Linked DNA regions of Homo sapiens: all the other regions are linked to region 4. A link is a loop called in an ENCODE intact Hi-C map of the cell type or tissue named here. Cell type or tissue: Caco-2. All regions are shown on one strand.

Region 1 (5,000 bases), 110 kb after region 4:
AACCATGTTTCACCATTAGATTACTCACAGGCTCAGACCAATCACTACAAACCACAAATGGCAAATTGAAATATGGATTGTGAGTTGAATTTTCACCTTGTTATCTTTGGATTTCTGCAATCAAAGGATCCAATGCTTCATGAGCTCTAGGGAAATATACTTGGTAGCCAACCCATTTTATTGCAAAATTGCCTATATAGGTTAAAAATTAAGAGAAATAAGGCATCCCCCTCTCTCCTTTGCTGCAGCCTCTGGAGCGCCTTGCCCTCTCCCTACCCTCTGCCTCCTCACTGTCTCATATCCTGTGACTCACAGGACATGTGCTCCGAGCCACAGAATCCCACAGTGAATGTGTCTGGCAGCTGCCAGGTATTCTCCCCACCAGGAGGCTCCACACATGCTCCCTGAAACGTGCTGCAGCAAGCACTGTGAAAAATGCACTTTCTCGTCGCTTGACTTGGAGAGAGTCCTATGTGTTTGAAGACTTAACAGATGCCACAGAAGCCTCAGAAATGCTCTCTCCGAGGTTAAGCTCCCTCCTCCAGCAAGTGGGACATTTTCACATCCACCGTCTTAGCTTAGGGCAGTAGGGATTTCCTAAAGATGAACAACCCTGTCTGGTTACAGGTAGATTGTTCTTGAGACACAGGCCACACCCCTCCCGGCCTTCCCATCCTTGGCAGGGTCCTAGAATGCTGTTTCCACTTTTCCAGATGCAATGGTGAGAAATTTGGTGGTGATTACTGAGAAAACCAACTCTGGTTATTTCTGACAAAATCAAAGTTGTTTGGTTAGGGTTAGGGTTAGGGGGTATACTAGTCCGTTTTCACGCTGCTGATAAAGACACACCCAAGACTGGATAATTTACAAAGGAAAGAGGTTTAATTGACTCACAGTTCCACATGGCTGAGGAGGCCTCACAATTATGGCAGAAAACGAAAAAGGAGCAAGAGGCTATCTTACATGGTGACCGGCAAATAGAGAATAAGAGCCAAGCAAAAGGGGTTTCCCTTTATAAAACCATCAGATCTGTGAGACTTACTCACTACCATGAGAACAGCATGGGGGAAACTGCTCCCATGATTCAATTACCTCCCACCAGGTTCCTCTCACAGCACGTGGAAATTATGGGAGCTACGATACAAGATAAATTTGGGTGGGGACACAGCCAAACCATATCGGGGGGATTTGCAAAAGTCACCCCTATCATAATGCCTGAGGGTTTGTACTGCTACATCAATTACATTTTATTTTTTCTTTCCCTCCCTCCCTGTCTCCCTTCTTTCCTTTCTTTCTTTATTAAAATGTAAGCTTCCTGAGGGTAGGGACACTGACTGTCTTACCCAACTCCTGGAATTTGTGCCTGACACCTAATAAGAACTCACTATATACTTGTTTTGTTGAATGACATTTCAAAATTGATATTGACATGAACTGAGACCTGAAAGGTAATAGAACTCTGTTGCCTTTCCTCATCCTGAATTGCTCTCTATGTTTATAAAATGGTGCTTTTTTACCAAATCAGACCCAGTGTTACACATTTACATTGGATTAGCTCATTCAGTCCATATAAAATTCTATTGTCATTGTTATTATCTGCATCTTTATAGACAATGAAACAGGTTTTTAGAGTAAGTAAATTTTCCAGGCTCTCTTGCCCACAAGTGGATGAGTAGGGATTTGAACCCAGGTCCTCCTGACTTCCAAGTCCATATCTATCCCTAGGTATCTGTCAACAGGTGAAATCTACCATCCCACATGATGATCTGAGAGAAGTGGCTTTTCATTAGAATTTTACCTGGGATGAATGCAGGGGTATCACATCAAGGTTATCAGGACTTTGATTGCCAGTAACAAAGAAGCCCATGAGGGTGGCCAACTCAAGGCAGGCGACACCCACAATCTCTTGAGTAGACAGGACCAGGAACAGGACTCCACGAGGATAGCAGTTATTTCAGGAATGCTCACCTGGTAGGATCAGCAAAGCTGGGTCACATGAGGCCAGAATTATCCTCACCTTGACAAGAATGCAGGCTTGCCCCTTCCCTCTCTGGTTAGAGCAGCGAACTCAGGAGTCATCTAATTCCTCCATCCCCCCAGCTTGCACTGGGTGAGGAATAGGTGTGCCTTGTACCCCTGCCCTGAGCAAACACCCCAATCTCTTAGTATGGGCAGTCTCTCTCTTAGTTGCACTTAGACAAGAAGGACATTTAAAAAATAGATTTCATTAAAGATGAAAAAGATTTCAAATGCACACACACACACACAGACACACACACCCCTACTGAACTCAGAGTTCTTTGCCCAATTCAACTAAAGACTGGCGGCATCCACCTATATATAGTTTGACCACACCTAAGAGCAAATGCCAGGTGCTTAGACCAAAATTATTCTTCTTCAACCTTGACCTGGCTGAAATCCTGACTTGTTTGAAGTAACGACAGGTCCACGGCTGATGGTCTTGGGGCACTCATTACATGAATATTTGCTTAGCTTTTGGAATGTCTGCACCTCAGTAAAAAACTTCATGGATTGCTCAGGTGTTTTCCAAATGATTTGGTTTAGAAAGAAGTTTCTGTTTGGATTTGTAAGGGCCTCTTCTGGTGTTGACCTGGTTTGCCACTTTGACCTGCTGGGATGACTAGACTGGGCCATTCTATCCAGGAATCCGGTATTGCTAATGGAAGTCATATTTATGCTTACATTTTGAATGAGTGACTCTGACTTCTTCGTTTCTATAAGCCTGTATTTCAAGTACCAATAATTATGTAGTTGCTAAATCAATAGGTCTAATACTTTCTTATAAAAAGTGTTAACATTGAATAAGGAAGGCTATTCTGGTTTATGTATATTGCATACATTTTCTCATCATATCATACAGATTCTAGAAAATCCAATCACTTTGATTTTTGAAGCTAATATTTCTTTCACTGTGTATAGTTTTGAAGGTTCAGGAAAAACCTATTTTGGTCTCACATATATTTCTACTTAGCCCCAAACAGACCCAAAATCCTGATTGTGCTCCAAGCCAAAATTCTGATATAAAGATAAATCACTTCTTTGTTGATACTTACTTTAGTGTCTTTAAAGAAATCTCCTTTCTCCACTAAAATACCAGAGAGCAGAAATTGGCATGCAGCAAGCATGTATATAAGCAGGCTCCTTTTGTGTAGTTGAAGCACAATGCCATCTGTACCCTCTTTTGTTTAGCCAAAGTACCTCAGTTTCTTTCCATCAATAACAATATACAACGAAACCTCCTCTGCTTAGGGGATGGCAAACGTGGACTTTGAATTCAATTACGTGTTATACTTATTAATCATCTAATTCATTTGGCTGAGGAATAGCGTTGCCTAGAGCAATGTAAATTGTTTCAACCAAACAGTATTTGCTTCATCAGGTTTACCAAATCAGCTAATGGAAAAATACAGAAAGATGCAGAAGGCTCTCTACTGGGCATCTCTGGGAAGCACTAGGTAAGTAAAACCTGTCCTGTGTTTGAGGATCTTACAATCTGGTTGAGGATCTGAGATGTGGGGTTTCTGAGACAGGTAGAAGGACCTCAAGGGAGCATGGGGTTCCTTCTCCCTCCCCATTGTTCTCATGTAAACAACCACAGCATAAACCACCTCAAATTGTCTTCAAAGCGACTATCAATCTATATGTCCACATCTGTCTCTATGTTCATAGACACATGTACCTCCAAAACATAAAACAGAAAACATGTGCATCTTCATTACAAAGTGAAACCAGAAATTAACCACATCCCAGCATCCATGAGGGATTTTTGCAAATGCAGTGTGGACAGGACTACACAGAACACATCACTGATTGCTAGGAAATGCTTCACATCCAGAGACAAATAATGCCTGGAAAGGAAGCTTGGCTGTGCCACACAATAGCCCACTAGCACCCTCTCATTCAAAAGCATGGGCTCACAGGCACGGTGGTGCACACCTATAATCCTCAGCTACTCGGGAAGCTGAGATGGGAGGACTGTTTAAGCCCAGGAGATCAAGACCAGCCTGGGCAACATAGCAAGACCCCTGTCTCTCTTAAAAAAAAAAAAAAAAAAAAACCTTAGCTGAGCATGGTGGCACATGGCTGATGGCTGTAGTCCCAGCTACTCGGGAGGCTGAGTGGGAGGATCTCTTAAGCCTAGGAGTTTGAGACTTCAAAGAGCTATGATCACACCATTGCACTCCAGTCTTGGCAATAGAGTGAGACCTTGTCTTTAACAAAAACAAAAATAAAAGCATAGGCTCTTAGGAGATGGGGCCTACAGCCTGCCTGGAGTGCTCTAAAGCTCCTAAGTTGCCTTTCCCTCCCACCTGCACAGCAGAGGCACTAAGCTTCACCAGGGCATGCAACTTGCTCCTGATGAGTCGGACATTCTAGGTAGAGAGCCAGGGGTGTGTATATGGTGTGTGTGTGTGTGTGTGCGCACATGGGAATGCATGCAGAGGGCACAAACACTTCCCCTGGAGTCCCATCAGCATCTCTTCTAGGAAGTCAGACTGGTGGTCAAGATGAGAAGACGCTCCAAGCTGCTTCTACCAACCTGCCTGTCTTGACTGACATCCATCTCTCATCCCCAGGTCACCCCAACTCCCAGATTCCTGGATCTCCAAACTAGTCATCTACTACCAATGCTAGGCTGACAAATCAAATACAATATGCCCAGTTAAATTTGAATTTCAGATAAGCAACACAAATTTTTAAGTGAAAGTATGTCCCAAATATCCCACGGGATATGCTTATACTAAAAAATATTGTTATTTATGTAAAATTCAAATTTTACTGGGCATCCTGTTTCGGTTTGTTTGTTGTTTTCCTAAAACCCATCTCTGAATGATTGATCTGGCATATACACTAATCTCAGCAAGGCATAGCCATTAACAACAGCACAGGGCTGTGGAACAAGCCGTCTGGTTTCTAACCCTAACCCCACCACTTTCAGGCCACAGAACACTGAGCAAGTCACTTAACCTTGCTGGGCC
Region 2 (5,000 bases), 230 kb after region 4:
GCTATGACCACACCTACCTGCAAGCGAGGCTGGGAAATGTGACCTGGCTGGGGCTCAGGGAGAGGAGGAAATGGCGGGACACTCAGTTGGGAGTTTCTGCCTCAGCTGCTCCCCTTCAGAAGTCATTGCTCCTGACATTAACAGTTTTTACTTCCAACTGTTTCTTTCTTATGCACATTTCTGTATTTTTCATGGAATCATTGACTGCTTTATAAAACTGCTTATTTCACAAGGCGTCTTATGAACATCTTTCTTAGTCAACCGATACTTCCGAATTTTAATGACTGCCTCAGCCTCCCAAAGTGCTGAGATTACAGGCGTGAGCCACCGTGCCCAGCTGAAAAATGTTTTAGATAAAATAGGCCATTGGGTGTACATGCCATCCTGTAGTTAATTAATCAGGCTAACATGTGACAGGACCTCACTTTTTCCTTAATTTTCCCCTTTTTTAATTGAACGTCTCATTTATTTTCATTTTTTTTTAAGTAATTCACATGCTTGATGTTTTGAGGCATATCCTGACCACTCTGGTTGTTAAAAACACAAGCATGGAGCTTAGTGTATTTGAGGTTGGGGGAAGGAGTTGGGGACAGCCACACATCAAATAATCACATATATTAGTATATAATTACTAATTAAGATGTTACGATGAAGGAAGGACGGTGGTGCTGGAGGGCATTTCAGAAGGTCTTGACTGAATGACGGAGGGATCGGGAAGGCATGGCCACAAAAGGCTTCCCTAAGAAAGTGACATTTTAGCTAAAATCTGAGAATAGTTCCAAGCCCTTCTAATCACTGTAGTTTTCACACTATCTTGCCAGTAGTTTAAAATTCGATGCTTTAAAACTTAATTTGAAAGAGACGATATTTTGTATCCAAATAACACCAACAGCAAAAGACATGAATTTAATTTCTACTTGCAAGCCAGAGTCTCCCGGCACAGGAGGCTGCCCATGCCGCCTCATGCCTGCCATCCCTGGAGAGGACCAGATAGATGGTGCAGAGCCCCACTGTGCCAACCAGGGACCTTTGGGACAAGGAGCCAGGCTGAACCCAGAACGTCCCAGCTGGGGGCCAAGTGCTTCTGGGTGGAGTGATTTTGCCATTGTGCTGGCGCCAGAGGGCTGTGAAGACTTACGTTCACATGCCCCTTTGAGGGGGTTTTACCAGAATTAAAGGGCTTTCATGGCTTGACCTAATTGTCCTGGGCTGTGGAATTCTTTTTGGTTCCTAGTCAGTGTTCTCACCAAGACCCAACTAGTATAACAAACTTGCTATCGTTGCAGGAAAAAGAACCCATCTCAATGAAATGAGTCACTGGTTGGAAATGTAACCTGCAGGCATTGGAGGCTGTTCTAATTTCTCAAAGAACAAAGGCAGGCAATTTGACAGCTTTTGTTGACTGTCATAGAAATTTCCTGTGAGAGGGAGTCAGTTGCTTCATCTCAAGGAGGTCTGAAGAGGTAATAAGTTGTTTTTTTTGTTTTTTTTTTTTTCAATTGAACAAAATTTATCTAAAACATTTTTCAGCTGGGCACGGTGGCTCACGCCTGTAATCTCAGCACTTTGGGAGGCTGAGGCAGGCGGATCACCTGAGATCAGGAGTTCAAGACCAGCCTGGCCAACATGGGGAAAATCCATCTCTACTAAAAAAAACAAAAATTAGCCGGGCTTTGTGGCGTGCACCTGTAATCCCAGCTACTTGGGAGGCTGAGACAGGAGAATTGTTTGAACCCTGGAGGTGGGGTTGCAGTGAGCCGAGATTGCGCCACTGCACTCCGGCCTAGGTGGCAGAGTGAAACTGTCTCAAAAAATAGCATAATCCCATCTCTGTCACCTACTTGTTGAATGTGTTGATGAAAAGAGTCAAGTTCTGTAAAATCTTTGAAGAGATTTATTCTGAGCCAAATATGAGTGACCAATGGCCCATGACACAGCCCTCAGGAGATCCTGAGAACATGTGCCCAACGTGATCAGGGACAGTTTAGTTTTATACATTTTAGGTAGACATAGGCATCAATCAAATTCATGTAAGATGAACATTGGTTCTGTCCGGAAAGGTGGGTCAACTGGAAGCTGCAGGGCTTGGAGTGGAGGAGGATTCCAGATCATCAGCAGATTCAAAGATTTTCTGACTGGCAATTGGTTGAAAGAGTTAAGTTATTGTCAGAGGACTTAGGAATGTCTGGGTTAAGATAAAGGGTTGTGAAGACCAAGATTTAATCATGCATGTGAAACCTCCAGGTGGCAGGCTTCAGAGAGAATACACTGTAAATGTTCTATCAGTAATTCCAAAAGGGAGGAGGGCATAATGAGGCATGTCTGACCTCTGACCCCTGCCTCCCATCATGGCCTGAACTAGTTTTTCAGGTTAGCTTTGGAATGTCCTTGCAGAGAGGAGGGGTCCATTTAGATGGTTGAAGGGCTCAGAATTTTTCTTTCTTTTCTTTTTTGGTCTACAAATGACTTTGAACAAACTTTGTAATTTCCTTGTGCCTCAGTTTCCTCATCTATAGAATGACAATGATGGTAGTACCCAGCCCATTGTGCTTGTGTGAGGATTAAATACATTGATCTGTGGAAAGTGCTCAAAATGGTGCTTGGCCAGTGGTAAGAGTGACATGGGTGTTATTAGAGGCATCCTGAAAACCATCCTGGGGGCTGCAGGGTAGGCCTGGGCAGCAGGCTTAGAGCACAGCCCCTTCTCGGCCTTCAAGAGCTCTTCCTCCCTGAGGCCCGTGGGGCAGGGTCCAGCGGCCACAGAGACCCGTTCCGTGGTCCCTGGCTGCACTGCACACAACACTCCCACCACTGCTGACCTCCTGGTCTCTCTCACGGGCTGTGCCCCACATCCTCGGCTGCGGTCACTGCACATGAATGTAAAACCTGCTGCACAGGAAGGGTTGAAGGAGGGTGTGATCCTTGGGTGAAGTTCTAATCCCCACCGCCAGCCTCACTGGTCTCCCACAGACAATCAAGATGACAATGGCCACTTCCCAGGGTGGCGGCCAGGGTTGGAGGAGCCAATCCCAGGTCCCAGGTCCGAGGCGGTTGTTGGGCCTTATTGATGCCTGATCGCCATCTAGTGCCCGATAAGAGTCACTGAATCTCTCCCATTACAAACAGCTGGTAACGGTGAATGCAAGACTGGAAGATTCCACTGAAGTCGTTTAGGCTTGGGGCCACCCATTTTAGGAATCCCTTCTAAAGAATCCCCGATCCAGTTTCTGTTTAGAGTTTGATACCGGACTCTGTTGCATTTTTTAAAAACTCTAGGTGTGAAAATCCTATTCCTCAGCTGGAGTCTTATTCCTTACATTTTAACATGCAGTTTTACCCCAAAGGTCCCCAAAATGAATAGCAATAGAGAGGAGAAAGTGTCAAAGTGGGGGAGGCCTGACTCTTGTTGTATACTTGGCTGATATGCGATCACTGTTTCTAAGCATTCAATTCCTTTTCATTTCTTTCTGTCAATTAAGCAGCGCCTGCATTTCAGCTAAGATCCGGGAATAGAAAGGTAACAAAAAATGCACAGACTTTGCTCTCACCAGGCTGAGGCAAGGCCAGCTAAGAGAAAGCTACAGTCAACTGGATGGGACGTGAGGAGAATGAGACCCACGTCCTCAGTCCCCACTGCACCCAGCAATCACCAGGGATCACCCAGGAACCTTTAAACTGATGGCCAGGCTGCCTCCCAGATGCTCACATCTGACTCTGCAGGCCAGGCATTGACCTTTGAAGCCCCCTGTCATGCAGGTGCCCCATGGAGGGTGGGATTAACCGCCATCCAAAATTGGTTAGGCTGCCCAGACTGGTCCCTTCCATTGTTAGGTTGTGAAAAGGGTCACATAATGTGACTTTCTTGGGAGATCAAGTTGGGCTCCATACAGTCCAGGGGGCTTGAGAAAATAAAGTAGGTGCAATGGCAGTAGCATTGGTTCTTACTGTGGTTAAAAGTGAGCCAGCCAGGTTGAGGGTTCCTGCACAGAGGCCAGGATTTGAACTCCCCACGGGCACTCAGGCACCCAGGGAGAAGGCATCAATGTTCTCATCAACTTGCCTGGATGTGGTTCCAGCGGGAGGGAAAGATAACGGATTGAAAGCCATCAGTGGTCAAACATAAAAAATGGAGTCTTTCTCTTTGTTATCTTCCCCCAGGTCATCGCAGACAAGCCTGAGAACCACCCGATCAGATAGTCCATGTTTCCCCAGCCACCGAGGAGAAGAATTACCCTAGGGAACTTACTCAGCACTGATTCCCATGCCTCAACCCACAACCACTGATGAGCATTTCCAAGGATGAGGCTGGTCATGTGAGCATCTGTCCAAGGGGTTCTTATCATCTGGCAGGTTTGAGGAGTGCCGGGCTTGATTCTGGCTGCAGGAATGCACAGGTCACTTCCACTGAGAGCCCCTTTACAGGTGACAAGGGTTTTTCACACACCATGTGACTGACCTTCACACTGTGAGGCAGAAAGGGGAATGTTCGCCCTCATTTTCAGATGGGGAGCCAGGAGCTCAGGGACATCAGAGGAACTCCGGAAACAACAGTGCTGGGAGCCTTGAGGCTCAGCTTCTGGGTCATGCTCCCCATCAGACCTGGCGGGTTTTGCAGTCACTCCTCCACACTTACTTTTTCCTTCACTGTGCATATTGGGTCCTGCAAGAACAATCCCAAGAGAACAGGCCCCGGTCTGGAACAAGGAATCGGCCATCAAGATGGCCGGGGCTCACTGCCGGGATACAAGTGTCTCAGCTGCACGTAACCCAGGAGGGGCGGTGCTGCCCAGCTGGTCTCCTCTTCTCTAAAGGCAACACAAGCAAAAGGCTTTCTTGGTGCAGACTCTAGTCCTCTGGGTCTAGACTCCTGGGGGCACCCAGAAGGATTCCCTTTGGCCTTCTGAGCTCATAACTCCCACCACGTGTGCCATGTTTCTGTGTTTTGGGTCTCACCATTTTCAAGCCGATAGTGGCAAAGACTCTCTGCTTGACTGAACACT
Region 3 (5,000 bases), 74 kb after region 4:
AACTTAACTGGAGGACCCCCAGTTCATGCCGGTGTCCATGTCTGGGCAGTTTGCTCGGTGGTGGGGAGAAATCCCCACACATTTGGTCGTAGAAGCCTTCTGTGTTGATTGTTGTGGCGCGGCGTGAGAACAGAAGAACTGTTGGAGTTTTTTCACCCTCAGAGAGTGTTCTCACTTCTGGCTCCACTTCCTCCCAAGGTGTCTGGGGCACGAGTTCTGCCGGATGGCAGCGTAACTGGCTTTGGTGTTGATTTATGAGTCACCACTGGGGTGAGATGAGGGAGGCAGACTCAAGTACGTGATTACAGGGCACCAAGAGACCACCTGCCCAACAGATCTTCACTCATTGCCTTACCAAACCTGAAATTACCTTAGCAAAAGCAAGTAAATGTGGCCACTCTAGGGCCCCGACCTGGATTCCTAGCCAGACCAGCCACTGGTGCTCTCTATCTGATGCAGCCAGGTTGGTCTCTCTCAACCTCCCCAAACATGCCCATGCCTTCCTGCTCCTCTCTACCTGGGCATGGGCTATGCCCACCTCCAGGAGGTCCACCATGAAGGCGTGAGCCCAGTAATATGGAAATGTCTGTTATCAGGGCCTTTAGGGTATCCTGTGATGGTGGGAAGGGGATGCTAGCACGGGGCCAGGAACAGCAGGAGGTTTGAGGCTGCATTGGAGAAGGACAGAGCTGGGCTCTTGAATCCTAAGGCTTTCATCTCAGGCATGAATCTGGTGACATCAGGACATTCTCCAGAGCCCATTGGTACAGGCAGATTAGGGCAGGTTTGAGAGATTCTAGAATCAGGTAGATAGTACATTTTGGCATGTCTAGATAATTGAGCTTAGAAATCAAGCAATCCAGCCCCTCACTTTACAGTTAAGGAAATGGAGGTTCAGAGAGATTCTGAGCTCTTCCCCATCTTACATCTGGAAGAGGCCAGGCCAGGGCTCAGATCCAGGGCCTTTCATGAAGCAGCCAGGGCCACATGCCTGGATCACAGCTGGAAAGCTATGCCCTAGCAGGGCTGCTGTTTGCAGCTGTTCAGGCCTTGCCTTGCTTTTTATAGACTGAAGTATGAGCAACACTGCCTGGGGGTGAGCAGTGCACACACTGCACCACTGTCCGGGGAGGCTCTGAGTCAGAGTCAAAGCAAAGGCCTGAGAGCTCCCATCAGAGAGGTCCCATCTCTTGGGCTGGGCTGGGTATGTGGTGAAAATGGAGGCAGGAGGGTGACTCGGAACCTGGACAGCAGTGATGGGTCCCCATCCATGGACACTGGAATTTAGGGTGGAAGACTGGCATTTGGAAAGGCAGGTAAGAACAGACCACTGCCCTGGAGGAAATTTGGGTCTGGGTATAAAGGCATAGAGTGGCAAGATGAGGACCACTCCCCAGAGTCGAGGGTTCATTTGGTCATGAGGGGTCATGAGGGAGGCCCTTGTTACTGCGCCTAGAGTTCAAAGTGCTGCTCACTGAGCCCATGAGCACCTGGCCGGGACACAACATCCTTCCTCCTAGGCTGTGGGCCACACCAGAGCCCAGCCAGCTGGTCAAACTGAGTCAGGAGCAGAGTCCAGCAGGCTTTTACAGCAGACAGACCCTGGAACTCAAAGGGCAGGAGCAGGGCATGGACAGGGGCCACAGTCCCTACAAGCAGGCAGATGCCAAGACCTCTCTGGGAGGTGAAGGTTCAGGTAAAGTGAGCCACGCATCACCTGGGGGTTCAACACTGAATAAAGTATTGACAGAAGTTGGTAATCCCTCAGAGTCACAGGAGTTCAGCTTGCAAGCCATTTGTATGTCACTGTTGTATTTGATTTCGCAAGAACCCCGTGATGAGGTGTTGTCACACGCATGTTACCCACGTGAACTTCACAGGTTACAGGAATGGACAAAACGGGAATTTGAACCTAAGTCCTGGCCTTCCTGGGACGCCCATCCTGCACCACCGCGCCCTCTTCTGGTCACAGAGGGAACTTTTGATGTTAGGCTCAGCTGGTCGTGGGCCCTAACGTAGGGAACAGAGAGGTGTAGGCACTTGACTCAGGTGATGGTGGAGAAGGGCGCGGGGGTGGCTGTAATTAGGGCACAGGTGAAACAGGAGCTTCTAGTAGGTAGATCCTGACCGTGGAGAGAGCATCACGTGTCTGAGCCTGTAAGCAACATTTTGCCGCAACAGGGATGGGAGAACAATTCTCCCAGGCAGCTGCCTCTCACACCGCATCTCTATGTGTTCCCCACAGGCCGTTTCTCCTGCTGGGACACTTTTCCTCTTTCTTATAGGTGAACCTTTTAGTGTTCAGATGTCCTTCCCCGCCCGGCAGGCCAAGGAATAAGCCTAGGCCCACAACTCTATCTTCTGTGTTTCTACAGGCCTTATTTCACATGGTGTTAATTGTAAAGTGTTTTATGATTTTTCTTTCTTAAAAAGCAGCATGGGCTGGGCGCAGTGGCTCACGCCTGTAATCCCAGCACTTTGGGAGGCCAAGGCAGGTGGATCACCTGAGGTCAAGAGTTCAAGACCAGTCTGGCCAACATGGCGAAACCCGGTCTCTACTAAAAATACAAAAATTAGCCAGTCTTGGTGGCAGGCGCCTATAATCCCAGCTACTCAGGAGGCTGAGGCAGGAGAATCACTTGAAGCCAGGAGGCAGAGGTTGCAGTGAGCCAAGATGATGCCATTGCACTCCAGCCTGGGTGACAGAGTGAGACTCCATCTCAAAAAAAAAAAAAAAAAAAAAAAAAGACAACAAACAAAGTAGGATGTTCTCTTTGCAGGTAATGTGGAAAATGTTAAAAAAAATACAGAAGCAAAATAAAAATCACTCTCAATCCAGCTCTCAAGATATAAATGATATAAATCCCATTAGCGTTTGCATGCATCTCCTTTCAAATCATAAGTGCACCATTGGATATGTACTTCACTAATCATGCTATATTCGATGTTGTTGAATAGCATTACCTACGGAAGCGTTATGAAATGTTCTATAAGCCCTCTTTTGCATAGCCTCATCACATTTCATTCTGTGGCTGGCCCATAATTTATATAGTCATTCTTCTTTTATTGGCCATTTCTATTGTCTTTAATCTTACTATTATGAACCATGCTATAAGGAAAAGGTGGTTTGTGAATCTTGATTGCTGGGGTGGAGTCCTGGAAGCAAAATCAAGAGGTCAAAGGATCCAAACAGTTTTAAAGCTCACTATGGTCATGGCCCCACTGCCTCCCAGATGAGCAGCAGCGGTTTCCCCATGGACAGGTGTGAACGTACCCATTGTTCCTGTTCTGCCCTGAACAGCAGGGAAGGTGGGAACACCCTCTCACTTTTTTTTCTTTGAGACAGAATCTTGCTCTTGTTGCCCAGGCTGGAGTGCAGTGGCACGATCTCTGCTCACTGCAACCTCCATGTCCTGGATTCAAGTGATTCTCTTGCCTCAGCCTCCTGAGTAGCTGGGATTACAAGCATGCACCACCATACCTGGCTAATTTTTTAAAAAATTATTTTTAGTAGAGATGGGCTTTTGCCATGTTGGCCAGGCTGGTCTGGAACTCCTGACCTCAGAAGATCCAACCACCTCAGCCTCCCAAAGTGCTAGTATTACAGGCGTCAGCCCCTGCACCTGGGCCTTACTTTTGTTTTAATGTGCCCTTATTTAATTGTCAGTCCAGTTGAGTATCTTCTGCAGATGTGGCTGAAGTCTCTAAAGGAACCCAATGAACAGCAGTTACTTTCCCTACCCACAGAACCAGCAATTTCAGAAATAAGGCCGAAGAGGGACAGAAGGGGCTAAAATACTACCTCAAGTCTTGATAAAACAAAGGCAGAGGCTGCAGCCTCCTGTGGTTGCCAGCTGGGCCTGCTAGATGAGTTATGAATTCAGCAACACCCCCTCTCTCCATCCCAGGCTGACTTCGCTGGACTGACAGCTGGACAGAGAGCTGGCTCGGCCTTCCTTGGTGTGGGAACTGCCTGGGAGACTCAGCATAAAGGAGCAGAGGTGGATCGCTCCTGCAGGCATGTGGTTCCCAAAACAGAAAAGGGGACAGGTGAGCTGAGATCCCAGAGTTTACTTTTCTGAAATGGACTGGCCAGAATTATCTACTTCTCTTAGGGGACAGCTAAGGAATGGGCTGCAAAGAGGTGGTAGGTTTGGAAAAATTTACCAATAAGGCTGTTTGGAGAGTGGGGATGAAGCATTTCTCTACTGCTTTAATCAACCAACTGTATGTTTCTTCTATTAGTGTTATTTTGCATACTATCTACTGGTATTGGCATGTAAAAGTGGTTTGTTAAAGGTCTTTTAAAATGTTTCATTTGTCTTTTCCTCTTATATGAAGTTTTTGAATTATGAGAGTTTTCAATTATTTATTTAGCCACATCTACTATTTTTGACATGCCATTCAATCCTGCAAATCAGCCACCACCATCATCGTCTTTATCGTATTTGTGTGAGTTCTCTGTGCCAAGCAACCCGCGAAGAGTAGTTGCACATGTATCTTGTCATTACATCCTCACAGCAGTTCCTGTGAGGAGGGAATGAGTGCCCAAGACGAGGTTTTGTCAGGTGCAGTGAATCACCAATAACACAGATGAGGTCGTGTCAGGGTGGTCTGACTCTGACTGCCACCCCAGTGGCCACGTCACCCTGGAGTCAAGAATTGTGGCTCAGGGCTCACATACCAGGCCCAAGCGTTTGGGAAATAAAAATACTCATTTATTTGGGTTTCTAATTATTATGCCAGGAAATGAGCATGTTATTGCTGGTAATTCTTTGTAAGAATGATAAGGATTCCAATTTAGGAAAGATAAAAAGCTATGCGAGAGGCTGTGACTCATTTTAATGCTCTGTTTTGAGAAATATCAAAAGCTGCCACAGATTTATCCATCTGCCTAGGAACTCAGCTTTTCCCAGAAGCGTTCTCATGCTTGCTACTGTTGGTGGTCTCTTCTCCACATTTTATGGTTTTTTTCAGTTACAAAAGTAAATTGTATTCAT
Region 4 (5,000 bases):
TCCAGACCACAAGGGAGGGTTCTTGGATCTCACGCAAGAAAGAATTTGAGGTGAATCCATACATTGAAAGAAAGTTTATTAGGAAAGTAAAGGAATAAAATAATGACTACTCCACAGGCAGAGTAGCAGCATGAGGGGCTGGTTGGCCATTTTTATGGTTATTTGTTGATTATATGCTAAATAAGGAGTGGATTATTTATGAGTTTTCCGGGAAAGAGGTGGGCAATTCCCGGAACTGAGGATTCCTCCCCTTTTTAGACCTTATAGGGTAACTTCCTGAAGTTGCCATGACGTTTCTAAACTGTCATGGCGCCCGTGGGAGTGTCTCTTAGCATGCTAATGCATTACAATTCGTGTATAATGAGCAATGAGGACGACCAGAGGTCATCTCGGTTTTGGCAGGTTTTGGCCAGCTTCTTTAATGCAACCTGTTTTATCAGCAGGGTATTTAGGACCTGCATCTTGTGCTGACCTCCTATCTCACCCTGTGACTTAGAATGCCTAATCTCCTGTAATGCAGCCCAGCTGGTCTCAGCCTTATTTTACCCAGCCCCTACTCAAGATGGAGTTGCTGATTCCAACGCCTCTGACTGTAATGCTTTAAGTTTTGTTGTTGTTGTTGTTTTGTTGTTTGTTTTTGAGACAGAGTCTCATTTTGTCACCCAGGCTGGAGTGCCGTGGCCCAATCTCAGCTCACTGCAAACTCCGCCTCCCAGGTTCAAGTGATTCTCCTGCCTCAGCCTTGCGAGTAGCTGGGATTACAGGCGCCTGCCATCACACTCGGCTAATTTTTGTATTATTTTAGTAGAGACGGGGGTTTCACCATGTTGGCCAGGTTGGTCTCGAACTCATGACCTCAGGTGATCCACCCACCTTGGCCTCCCAAAGTGCTGGGATTACAGGCATGAGCCCCCATGCTTGGCCACTTTAAGTTTTTACTTCCCTTTACAAGAGGGACTCTGATTGCCTCCAGGTCCAAGGAGGCAGCAGCCTCCAGTGGGAAAAAAATCAATGGCTCTCAGCATGCTTTCCTCCCTGGGGCCTGTTCCCTGATGGCCGTAGAGGTGCCCGTCATCTGCAAACTTAGTGTGCTATTCTACTACTCTTTGGACACAGTCCTTGGAGACACAGGTTCTATTTGCCTGAAGCAGTCAGGGTCTCTTCTAGTCTAGATGTTTATCACAGTTCGACAAGAATTTGCATCAAAATATAACAAAGGTAAATAAACAGGGATTGCTCCTGGGTTCACCCCAAGTGACCAAGTGAGAGGAACGTGGACCTTCTCAAAAGCCAGGTCTTATCGCGAATGTCAGAGCACTCTCAGTGTGGTCGTGATCTGCAGTTGCTCAAGCATCAACTTTTCAATAATAGAGACTTCAAAGAACAGAACAGTTGTCAGCCCGTGGAATCCAGCCTTCCTCATCCAAGATGCCCTGCTAATACCTCTTCTGCTTTGCCCTGGGTTGCTGGTTCCTGCTCAGCCAGGATGGACTTCTCAGCTGTATCTTCTCGGGGCTTGGGACTTGAGGAATTATGGGGAGCTGTATCTTTCTTCCGAAAGGAAAAATCACCCTCAGGTGTTTTTTGTTGTTGTTGTTGTTTTAAGCAGAGTTTAAAAATAGTTCTTTGTGTTGCAGAAAACCTCTGTCACTTATGTTGTTTGTCCACAAAACAATTTCACACCGAGGATCTCATAGTTTAAGCCTGTCCAAGTTTCCTGAAGTGCTTCCTGATAAGTCATTTTTCACATGCAACTCTGTGAGAGCTCAAATTCATTCTTTTCAATGGTGATCTTTTCTGAGTTGCTGCCCCACCTCTGGGGTTGAACATTCACTGCAGAGAGCTTTTCAGACGCTGGATTGTGGAGCTCATTAGTGCTGCTTCTAATGTTTGCTAAAAACCTCAGCAAAAGGGAAGACGGGCAGTAAATATTTCTAAAGCTTTTCTGGCTACAAAATTAATGGCAATTTCTCAAGGGACCTGCTGAGATTCCCTTTCAAGTGTCTTAGTGACTCAGCATTCACAAATGTTAAGCAGGGCTCAGACCCAGCCCTTTGAAGTCTCCCATCCCACAGGTTGGAATGGCAGTGTGATTTAGGATGGTCAGCAGGGGGGAGAGCAGTAAATGGACCTTGTCACCAAACAAATAAACGAAACCAGCCGGGCCAGATCAGGGCAGCTTGGTGCCTTTTACACCTGGTGGATCCAAAGGAAGGGAGTCCCAGGGCAGAATGGATGGATGCAGAATGGCCGTGATGTGCTGGGATGAGAAGACAATTCTTTACAGAAGGATCAAAGCCATCATTTTTGTTTAAAGCTTCTCTCAAGGAAAACAATTTTTTTTTTTTTGAGTTTAGGAAGAGAGTAGGAAAAGAAACTCTGGCTACGTCAATATTCAGTCCTTTCTTTCTTTTTTCTTTTTTTGAGAAAGAGTCTTGCTCTGTCGCCCAGGCTGGAGTGCAATGGTGTGATTTCAGCTCACTGCAACCTCCGCCTCCAGGGTTCAAGCGATTCTCCTGCCTCAGCCTCCCAAGTAGCTGGGATTACAGGCACCTGCCACCACACCCGGCTAATTTTTGTATTTTTAGTAGAGAGGGGGTTTCACTATGCTGGCCAGGCTGGTCTCGAACAACTGACCTAAGGTGATCCACCCACTTTGGCCTCCCAAAGTGCTGGGATTACAGGCGTGAGCCACCGTGCCCAGCCTATATTCAGTTATTTCTACTTGCATTTCCTCACATAAGCACAGACAATGGGTCTGGTGATGAAAAGAGTCCAACTTTGTAGAATATTTGAAGAGATTCATTCTGAGTCAAATATGAGCGACAATGGCCCATGACACAGCCCTCAGGAGACCCTGAGGATATGTGCCCCAGGTGTTCGGGGAGCAGCTTGGTTTTATACATTTTAGAGAGACGTGACCTGTCAATCAAATACATTTAAGATATATTAATACATTGGTTTGGTCCAGAAAGCCAGGACAACTCCAAGGGGTTGGGGGAGAGAGAGCTTCCAGGTCATAGGTAGATTATTTATTTATTTATTTATTTATATATTTTTATTTTTATTTTTATTTTTTGAGACCAAGTCTTGCTCTTGTCCCCCAGGCTGGAGTGTTATGGTGTAATCTCGGCTCACTGCAACCTCCGCCTCCCAGATTCAAGCGATTCTCCTGCCTCAGCCTCCTGATTAGCTGGGACTACAGGCACATACCACTACGCCCGGCTAATTTTTTTGTATTTTTTTAGTAGAGACGGGGTTTCACCATGTTGGGCAGGCTGGTCTCGAACCCCTGACCAGCCTGGGATTACAGGCGTGAGCCACCACACCGTAGATGTTTCTTATCAGAATTCAAGTCTGTGTTGATGTTAATGCCAGAGAAGTATAGTGAGGCATGCCTGATCCCCACTTCTGTCAGGGCCCAGACCAGTCTTTCAGGTTAAATGTAGAGCACGCTGGCCTAGAGGAGGAAGTCCATTCAGATGGTTGGGGGCCCTCACATTTTCTTTTTGGTTTACAGGTCCTTAGTCAAAAGCTCTTTGTGACCTCCCCTTTGATGTTCTCACCACACGCAGACTACATGCATCTGCATGGGATGCTGAGCTTTCTCAAGCTCTGCCCATTGGAGTCATGACAAATTGCTCAAAGCTACCATCTTCCCAGAGGCTTTCTAGAATCTTGATGAAAACTGACCTATTTCTGATACTAGAGTCATTTCCCGGACCTCGGATATGTAAACTGTGAAGTCAGTAGCCAAGAGAGAGGCTGAAATATTGATTCAGAGAGAACAAGTCATTGACATGTTGGCTTTAGTGCCTTGTATGGGCTACCTCTATTGTAGCATGTCCCAGCGGGACACCTGGGAGATGCTACACACACCCACATGGACACACCTACTCCTACACTCACACGCAGACACACATACACAAGCCCACTTCCCCCACACATACCCCACACCTCATGTACACATGCAGAAACACAAGCACTCACACCTCCCATACTCCCCCACCACCCATCTCTCACACATGAGGTTTCTCTGCTCAAAGAAGTTTGGAAAATCCTGCAAACAAAATATAATTTCATTTTGCAGTTGACAGTTTATGGTAACAACTCTTAGTAGTCCCACCATAAAGAAAGCTGTGTAGGTTTGCATCAGCATGATCCAAGGGCAATGTGAGGCATAGCCCCTTTTCCTACAGCCTCTGTGGTTTTAGGAAAATCCATTTAGAAACTGGTATAACAGATAGTGAAATACAACTCCCTTCCTTCTTGGACTTGCCTTTTGTTTTCTGACTTAAAAAAATTGTATCATCTTTCCCTGAACAGACCAATAGTGAGATCTGCAATTGAATCAGTAATAAATTGCCTACCAACCAAAAAAAGCCCAAGACCAGATGGATTCACAGCTGAATTCTACCAGAGGTACAAAGAAGAGCTGGCACCATGCCTGCTTAAACTATTCCAAAGAATTGAGGAGGGGGGACTCCTCTCCAACTCATTCCATGAGGCCAGCATCATCCTGATACCAAAACCTGGCAGAGATACAACAAAAAAAGAAAACTTCAGGCCAATATCCTTGATGAACATTGATGAAAAAATCCTCAACAAAATACTTGCAAACTGAACCAAGCAGCACATCAAAAAGCTAATCCACTGTGATCAAGTAGGCTTTATCCCTGGGATGCAAGCCTGGTTCAACATACACAAATCCATAAATGTGACTCATCACACAAACAGAACTGAAGACAAAAACCACATGATCATCTCAATAGATGCAGAAAAGACTTTTTATAAAATTCACCATCTCTTCTTGTTAAGAACTCTCAATAAACTAAGTTTTGAAGGAACATACCTCAAAATAATGAGCCATTTATGAAAAACCCACAGCCAACATTGTACTGAATGGGCAAAAGCTGGAAGCATTCTCCTTGAAAACCAGCACAAGACAAGGATGCCTGCTCTTACTACTCCTACTCAGCATAGTATTGGAAGTCTTGTTC

The links. A loop is a pair of places that touch in the nucleus more often than their neighbours do. Peaks named below come from ENCODE experiments on the same cell type or tissue, not always from the same donor. Only the 100,000 strongest peaks of a DNase experiment are listed, where the experiment ranks them.
Region 1: a loop joins it to region 4, with 9 times the contacts of the local background. A loop is called at or near these places in 5 of 110 quality-filtered maps.
Region 2: it touches region 4 in a loop (10-fold over the local background); 8 of 110 quality-filtered maps call a loop at or near these places.
Region 3: it touches region 4 in a loop (9-fold over the local background); 12 of 110 quality-filtered maps call a loop at or near these places.

What each region holds. Positions count from the first base shown.
Region 1 is chr2:234,253,699-234,258,698 of GRCh38, reverse strand. No RefSeq gene overlaps it. Among named protein-coding and RNA genes, the nearest start is that of LINC01891, 200 kb to the left of the region's middle. In Caco-2, a CTCF peak has its summit at 407 (motif pointing right); DNase peaks (open chromatin) are centred at 378, 1,968 and 2,518.
Region 2 is chr2:234,133,927-234,138,926 of GRCh38, reverse strand. No RefSeq gene overlaps it. Among named protein-coding and RNA genes, the nearest start is that of SPP2, 86 kb to the right of the region's middle. In Caco-2, a CTCF peak has its summit at 3,080 (motif pointing left); DNase peaks (open chromatin) are centred at 2,306 and 3,006; H3K4me3 peaks cover 337 bases.
Region 3 is chr2:234,286,063-234,291,062 of GRCh38, reverse strand. It overlaps LOC105373933 (a long non-coding RNA gene), which reads left to right. Exons shown (of 4, transcript XR_007088124.1): 3 at 3,909-4,050. Among named protein-coding and RNA genes, the nearest start is that of LINC01891, 170 kb to the left of the region's middle. RefSeq lists an enhancer at 51-100. In Caco-2, a CTCF peak has its summit at 1,985 (motif pointing left); a DNase peak (open chromatin) is centred at 1,932.
Region 4 is chr2:234,360,221-234,365,220 of GRCh38, reverse strand. No RefSeq gene overlaps it. Among named protein-coding and RNA genes, the nearest start is that of LINC01891, 92 kb to the left of the region's middle. RefSeq lists enhancers at 1,446-2,176, 1,274-2,473. In Caco-2, no CTCF peak of the experiment used is centred here; DNase peaks (open chromatin) are centred at 430, 1,330 and 2,110; H3K4me3 peaks cover 237 bases.